Linked DNA regions of Homo sapiens: all the other regions are linked to region 1. A link is a loop called in an ENCODE intact Hi-C map of the cell type or tissue named here. Cell type or tissue: heart right ventricle. All regions are shown on one strand.

Region 1 (2,500 bases):
TTTCCCCTCTTTCTCCTCCTCATCCAATTATCCTTCAAGGCTTCACCTAAGTGTTGCTCCTCCAGGTGGTCAATCTGGACTCATCCCCCTTCCCAGCTCCATTGTGTCCTCCCTGCTGTCTTTCAAAACACACTTTTATCACAGTGGTTCTCAATTGAGGTGATTTTGCCCCCCAGGGACAAAGAGCCAGGATGAGAACCCAGGAGTGGCAGGGACAAAAGGAGCTCCCAGGGAGGACACAGAGGGACAGAGCTTCAGGGCCATGCTGTCCCCCAGGATGCAGGACTCCAGAATGCAGGACGGCATGGCCCTGCAGCTCAGCCCCTCTGTGTCATCCCTGAAGACATTTTTTGGCTGTCACCACTTGGGGAGCGGTTGCTACTGGCATCTAGCGGATGGAGGCCTGGAATGCTGCTCAGAGCCCTGCCACGTGCAGGCCAGCGCCCACAGTGGAAAGGTCCGGCCCAAATGTCCATCTGGACTAGGGCCGAGAGTCTCTGCTTTACAGCAGCTACACAATTTCCCGTCAAACAGTTACGTGTGTACTTGTTTAATACTTGTCTCCAACAGTTCTTAATTTCCCTGGGGACAAAAAATAGATCTGTCTGGCTCATCCCAATGCCCGAGCACCAGGCAGAAGTGTTTAGTAAAGACTGAGTGAATAAATAATGGTACTAGCTCAGGTTGATTTGGCACCACTCTGCCAGCCAACAGCCCTGTGAGTTCATCCATTTGACAGATGAGGAAACTGAGGCTCAGTGACCTCTATGTCGGGGATACGGGGTCTGTTAACTAGAATATTAGATCAAACAGAAGCACACACTCAAGCGATTCGCCTGGGGGTGAATGGTATTTCTGGGTGCCAAAAGGCCCTCGTTTGGGGAAATTCCCACCCAGGGACGGGAGCTGAATGCTCTGAGCTTTCCGGGCTGCTCAGGCCTTTCCTGAGATGAGGGTGGCTATGGGCCATGTCACTGCGCCACCTTGTGGCCACAATGGGGGTTGCAGCTTCCTGGGTGACAGGAAGGCGCTTCTCTCTGTAGCTCTGCGGAGCAGGTGAAAAGCCTCCTGCCACTGCTGTGAGTACTCCAGGGCCTCGGAGACTCAGGCTAAAGGTGAGCAGGAGGCTAGGGGCTTGGTCAGGGGTAGCTGAAACCAGAAGTGGGAAGCAAAAGCTCTGGTTCTCCCCTTCCCTGTGATCTCAGGGTGTCACTTCCCTTCTCTAGGCCTCAATTTGTCTGGAAAATGGGAAGAGTCGACACAGATCTGACAATGGGGAAGCAACTGAGGCCTGGAAGACGAAGTGGCTCCCCCGGGGCAGGGCACAGGCCGACCGGCACTCACCGAGGTGTAGGCCCGCCCACACATGCTGCAGCAGTAGGCCTTGGCGTGCTTGATGGCGTGGGCCGAGAGGTGGATCTGCAAAGAAGCGGAGTCCGAATAGGCCCGGTAGCAGTTGGGACACTTGTAGGGCTTGTCCTTGTTGTGCTGGCGCTGGTGAGACTGTAGGGGCACAGCAGGGGGTCAGGAGAGGAACAGGGCTCCCTCACCCCACCCCCTTCCTACGCTTCCTTGTGGGGGTGGGTGGGGGGGCACCAGAGCACCTGGTGGGCAGGAGGCAGGCAGGCACTCACCTGGAGGTTGGAGAGCTGAGTGAAAGCCTTCTCGCAGCCAGGATGTGGGCACTTGTAGGGTCTGTCGCCTGTGTGGATTCTGTAATGGGCAGCCCAGTAAGGTCGAAGTCCCTGACACACACCCCAAGACCGCTCCAGTTCCCAAGTCCTTACTCTGGCCCCTAAGCCTCTCGGTCCCTACCCTGCCCATGCTCCCCAAGGACCAAGAGTGAGCCCAGGCAAGAGCTGGGGACTTCAACGGCCATGGCTCTTCCTTCCTTCTCTGGCCTCCACTGCCAGTCTGACCAGAGCCTCCTACTTCCCACAGGTCCCAGCTGTCCCCAGCCCACCACCAGAGCCCTTGCAGCAACCCAGTGCAGGCCTCGGAGAGGGCCTGATTTGGCTGCCCCTCTCTTTGAAAACCCCACACTACGGACCACATATTGCAAAGAACACAGATGCACAGCTTTGTCGGGACCTTCCCTGCCCACCCAGCCTCCTTCCCTAAGAAGAAGGAGACATCTCCCTCTAATTGGCCCCAGACACTTATTTCCTGTCCCTACCCCATGTCAGGCACATCTCCGTGACAGCTGCATGGTCACCCCAGTAAATGGGAGAATGTGGGACAGCATGGCCCTGAAGCTCAGCCCCTCTGTGTCCTTCCTGAGAGCTCCTTCTGTCCCTGCCACTCCTGGGTTCTCATCCTGGCTATTAACCAGCTGGGTGACCTTGGACAAACCACTGAGCATCAGTTTCCTCATCTGCAAAATGGGTATAAAAATACAGTTCCTATCTCATCGGGCTTTGTGAAGATAACATCAGATAATGCATGTAAAGGGCTTAGCCTAGTGTTGGTACAAAGTAAGCACTCAACGTTTGCCAGTTAT
Region 2 (2,500 bases), 160 kb after region 1:
CTGATGATGCTGAGCCCCCAGAGCGACCCTCACTGATCATTCCCCCGACACCTAGATTTTGTGCAGGGAGAGCCAGGGAAAAGAGGCAGAGACTAGGAAAGTTATTTGTTTGCTTTTTTAACAAATTATAACATAACTTGTGCTCATTTTAAAAAATGAAAATAAACACAGTAGAAATTCTCATTCTCCTTCTTCCCCAGTCCCAGAAGTCAGCAGCTATTAACAGTCAGTGCGAGTCTTGCAGGCATTTTTGCTTACACATAAACAAATGTCATTTTCTTTTACACAAATATGATCATCTTTCACATACTGTCCATCTTTCTATGTGTTCTGTGGTGTAAGTAGAAGCCCAACCCTTTCCCCTGCCACCTCCCTGGACCTCGGGCTCCTCAGGCTCCTACAAATGAAATTATTGGTCAAAAGATTTTCTCATTTAAAATGTGTTGCTTTCCTGGGTCGTTTTATTTTCTTGTAACATGCTCATTATGGAAAATTTGGAAAATACACAAGACACAAAGGAAAAAAATCATCCATCAGCCACTGTCCAGAGATAACTGCTGCTAGCATTTTGAGGATAAGGTTTACAGTCTTTCTTTCCTTTTCTTTTTTTTTTTTTTTTTTTGTTGTTGTTGTTGTTGAGACAGGATCTCGCTCTGTCACCCAGACTGGAATGCAGTGGCACGATCACAGTGCCTCAGCCTCCCAACTAGCTAGGACTATTATTGGGCGTGCTAATTTAAAAAGAAATTTTGCAGAGACAGGGTCTCGCTATGTTGCCTAGGCTCATCTTGAACTCCTGGTCTCAAGCAACCTCTCCACTCAGCTTCTTAAAGTGTTGGGATTACAGGCATGAACCACTGCACCTAGACCAGCCTTTTTTCTACGTGAGTCTATTCTACGTAAATCAAACCACTTTGCCTATTGTTCCATAACCTGTTTTTTTCCACTTAATAAAAGATTGTTATTCCATGTTAGTCTACAGCATCAGTTTAGTATGCTGTGTGACCTCAGGGCCACCTTAGAAGCCTACTTTTCCTAACCCCCATTCTGAGTAGGGAACCTGCCGCAGCAGATGCCCAGAACGCTCTTGCTCCAGGGTGTAACCTCTGCCTACTGGCTCCCTTTCAGGAATAAAATGCCCTGAGAAGTCCCTGAGCACTTGCCTCCTCCACCTCCCCTGAGCTGAAATCCCAGCACCCCACTGATGGTTATGCAGTCCCCCTGCAACTTCTCCGGCGCCACCTACCGGTGCAGTAAGTAGAAGCCCACCCCTTTCCCCTGCCACCTCCCTGGACCCTCAGCTCCTCGGCTCTGCTGCCAACCCAAGACCCAAGGTGGGGAGGATGGAGGTGGGGGCCTGGGTGGTCCTGACTGTGAGGCAAGGGAAGCCCTCTGGACTCAAGTTGGGCAAGCGACAGTGCCTCTTGCCCTTGTACCGTGGCCAGCTTTCCCTCAGAATGATGAGACTGAGGAAGGGACAGGGGCAGGTAGGTATCAGAGGTGGGCCAAGGAGGGTGCTGAGCCACTTGAAAGTTTTCTGGTTCCCAAAGCAAATACCCAGCTTCCCAGCCCAAGCCCATACTCTGCCCAAGGAATTTACTAGCCAAATAGTGTGGTTAAGTGTGATGTTGGGCAAGATCCCCCCTCTGGGGATCTCAGTCTTCTTACCAATTATACAAGGGGAAATATAGCCAGGTGGTTTCTAAGCCACCTTCCCAGCTCTGAAACTCTAAAACCCAACTGGAATCCATGTTTTCAAATGCTCTGTTTTCTCTCAAAGTCCCTGTACGCCTCATGATTAGTTGAATCCAATTATAGACCAGGTCTGGTTTGAAATATCATTAACATAATAATTATTATGGGCTGTCCTCTCATTTAATCCTCACAACAAGCATAAGAGGAGATACCATTTTTATCCTCTTTTTACTGATAAGAACACAAGGTCCAGAGAGTTAAGATGACTTTCTGCTTACGTGGCAGAGCTCACATTTGAACCCAGGGCTGTGTGACTCCCAAACCTGTGCTCCTTATTAGCCTCCAGTCCCCATACTACCCTGTGATGGGTGTAGGGATCATTCTTCCCTTGCTACAGTTAAGGAAACTGAGGCCAAACAGAAGAGATGTTTTCCTCAGGGTCACATAGCAAGTTCATGGCACAGCTGGGTGAACCCAGGCTCTGTGTCTCCTGGCCAACCGTCACTCCCCCACTCCCAACAAGCACTGGCTGATTTTCTTTTCTTTTTTTTTTTTTGGAGACTGAGTCTTGCTCTGTCGCCCAGGCTGGAGTGCAGTGATGTGATCTCAGCTCACTGCAACCTCTGCCTCCTGGGTTCAAGCAATTATCCTGTCTCAGCCTCCCAAGCAGCTGGGACTACAAGCACGCACCACCACGCCCAGCTAATTTTTGTATTTTTAGTAGAGACAGGGTTTCACCATATTGGCCAGGCTGGTCTCGGACTCCTGACCTCTGATCCACCTGCCTCGGCCTCCCAAAGTGCTG
Region 3 (2,500 bases), 74 kb after region 1:
AGCAAATGCAAGTGCCCTGAGGCTGAAATGAGCTTGGTAGCTTTGTGCAATAGAAAGAAGGCAGGATGACACTACAAGGTAGATAACAGCTAGCTATTAGAAGTCCTGGCAAAGAGTGTGGATTTCAGGCACAGTAGGAAATTACTGGAAAATTTTACACAAGCAGTGGCATGATGTGATTCATGTTTTTAAAAGATCACTCTGGCGAATGTGGAGAAATATTCATGGGAAGCAAAACTTGAAGCAAGGAGATCAGTGATATGACTATTTGCAGTAATGTAGATGAGAGATGCTGGCAGCCTGGACTAGGGTGCACTGCAAATGAAGAGAAATAGATGGATCTGAGATATATTTTGGAGGTAGGATGTACAGGGCTTGTTTCTAGGTTAGAAATAGGGTTGGTGGGGGGCCAAAAGGACTTGAGCAATTGGATGGATGGAGATGGGGAAGTATGGGGAAGGTATAGTTTTGGAGATAAAGGTCAAGCATTCCATTCTGATGCCATTTCCATGGTATACAAACAGCATTAATTTGATGGCTTTTGGTTGCAAGTGTCAAACTGGCTTAAGCAAACATGAGAAATTGTTGGCTAGTACTCTTGGGAAATACAGGCTCATGGACAGCTCATGAACCTATACTGGGCACCGTAACTGTCCTCAGAACACACATACTACCTCACTCTTTCTTTCTGTCTCCTTGTCGCCCTCTTCCTCCTCCACCTGCTTCTCCTTTTTCTCTCTACCTTCTTTGCTGGGATGATTTAATCCTCCACCCATGGAGGAAACTGTCTACAGTAGGAAGAAAGGCAGCCTTCCCACAGCCTATCCACTGCATCCTACTGCCCATCCACTGCATCCTACTGCCCCATCGTTCATGCTGGGTGAGATTATCCATCTGTTTAACCCTCTAGGAACAGATCAGACACACCTTAAAGTTAAGGACCAGTTCTTACTCCCTCTGAAACACCAGCTTAGTGAAATGAAAAATGAATTGTCTTTGGAATGAGCCAGTACCTGGCTCTGACATTTAGTAGTTGCTTGACCTTGGACAGCTCACTTAACCTCTCTGAGACTTATTTTCCTTATGTAAAAACTAGTGATTACAAATATATACTTGCGCAAGCTGTGAGGATTAAATAAGATCTTGATGAGAAATGCCTGGTATAGTTTGGGCACTCTATGTTTTGAAAACTATGGATATACAAAGACGGCAGCAACCCTGTGGGTATAATCTTGGTGATGTGGGTGTGGAGGAGTGAGGCTGGACTGGTTCCTGGCAGCAGGGAGGAAAAGCCAGTTTGGGACAGGGGTGCCTGAAACTCACTGTGCAGTTTCCTTGGGCAGGCCCACCCCAAACCTGGCTTCAGCCCAAGCCTGCCTGATGGGGGCCCTTCCCAGGATCCCCACCCACAGTCAGGACAGGTCCTGGCCCGTACCTCACTCCTCTGCCTGCGGCTGGGGTTTGCTTAAGCCTCTTACATTCCGGAGGGATTGATAGGATTCCAGAAGCCACACCCACCACCCACTGCCAATCCCAGGGTTAGGAGAGAAACACCGGGTCTTGCCCTCCACGCCTCGGGCTGATGGTCGGCACCCCGCCCCCCAGCACCACCCTTCACATACACACATGGCCCTGTCTCTTCTTCACAGAACAGCACAACTTTAAGGAACCCCAAGGAGCCCTGCCACCCTCTTTCTGCTGACCCTTGCCCTGTCAATCTGATGGGCCACACCCTTCCACATTCCCCACAGAGCATCAACCAGTTTCATTCCTTTCCTCCCTACGAAACCCACAAATTCAAAGAACTTGCCCAGAATTCGTGGCATTAGGAGAACCATGGCTATAGGGTGACCTAACGGTGGCTGAATGTACCCACACCCGCTGGGTTGCTTCACCCAGATTATAGCTCCAAAGACTCTGGGTTCCTGGGACCCCATGTTGGAAAACACTGTTGGACAGATGGGGAAACTGAGGACCAGAGAGCAAAAGGAACTCACCCAAGTCATAGTCAGGCCTGGCTGGGCAGTGGTAGAACCCAGGCCTGCGATGCTGCAAGCCAGACAGACTCCTGAGGCCTGCCCTCAGGACAAATCAGCCACAGATGGCGCCTCCACACCCACAGAGGCACCTTCTGGTGGGTGCATGACATAGTCCAACATGACTGTAGGGGGGTGGGTTTGAAGGAACTGGGGACAAACAGATGGCTCTGCCCTGACTCCCTGACTCCTCAGTGTGGCCTAGGACAAGTGGCTTAACCTCTCTGAGCTTCTGCGTCCACATCTTAAAGTGGAGATCAATCACAAGGTAACTGAGGGTTAGAGGATGTAATGCTTGTAAAGAGTTTAGCAGGAGGCCCAGCATATGGTAAGCAATCTACAAACAGCTGTTATTGCTATCATTATTAATAAAAACAATGGAATAGAAGTCTATAATCCTGCCTTAGCCATGGCACCAGATTGGAGATTGAGGGAAACTCAGGACAGGCCCCCAAACCCCCCAC

The links. Peaks named below come from ENCODE experiments on the same cell type or tissue, not always from the same donor. Only the 100,000 strongest peaks of a DNase experiment are listed, where the experiment ranks them.
Region 2: it touches region 1 in a loop (2.3-fold over the local background); 16 of 110 quality-filtered maps call a loop at or near these places.
Region 3: a loop joins it to region 1, with 4 times the contacts of the local background. A loop is called at or near these places in 40 of 110 quality-filtered maps.

What each region holds. Positions count from the first base shown.
Region 1 is chr1:33,294,150-33,296,649 of GRCh38, reverse strand. It overlaps ZNF362 (zinc finger protein 362), which reads right to left. Exons shown (of 9, transcript NM_152493.3): 7 at 1,635-1,713; 8 at 1,345-1,503. Among named protein-coding and RNA genes, the nearest start is that of A3GALT2, 26 kb to the left of the region's middle. RefSeq lists an enhancer at 844-1,354. In heart right ventricle, a CTCF peak has its summit at 995 (motif pointing left); a DNase peak (open chromatin) is centred at 969; H3K27ac peaks cover 492 bases.
Region 2 is chr1:33,136,749-33,139,248 of GRCh38, reverse strand. It overlaps a transcript of AZIN2 not described here and a transcript of ZNF362 not described here. Among named protein-coding and RNA genes, the nearest start is that of TRIM62, 44 kb to the left of the region's middle. In heart right ventricle, a CTCF peak has its summit at 1,264 (motif pointing left); no DNase peak of the experiment used is centred here.
Region 3 is chr1:33,220,192-33,222,691 of GRCh38, reverse strand. It overlaps a transcript of ZNF362 not described here. Among named protein-coding and RNA genes, the nearest start is that of ZNF362, 35 kb to the left of the region's middle. RefSeq lists an enhancer at 1,765-2,500. In heart right ventricle, no CTCF peak of the experiment used is centred here; a DNase peak (open chromatin) is centred at 1,491.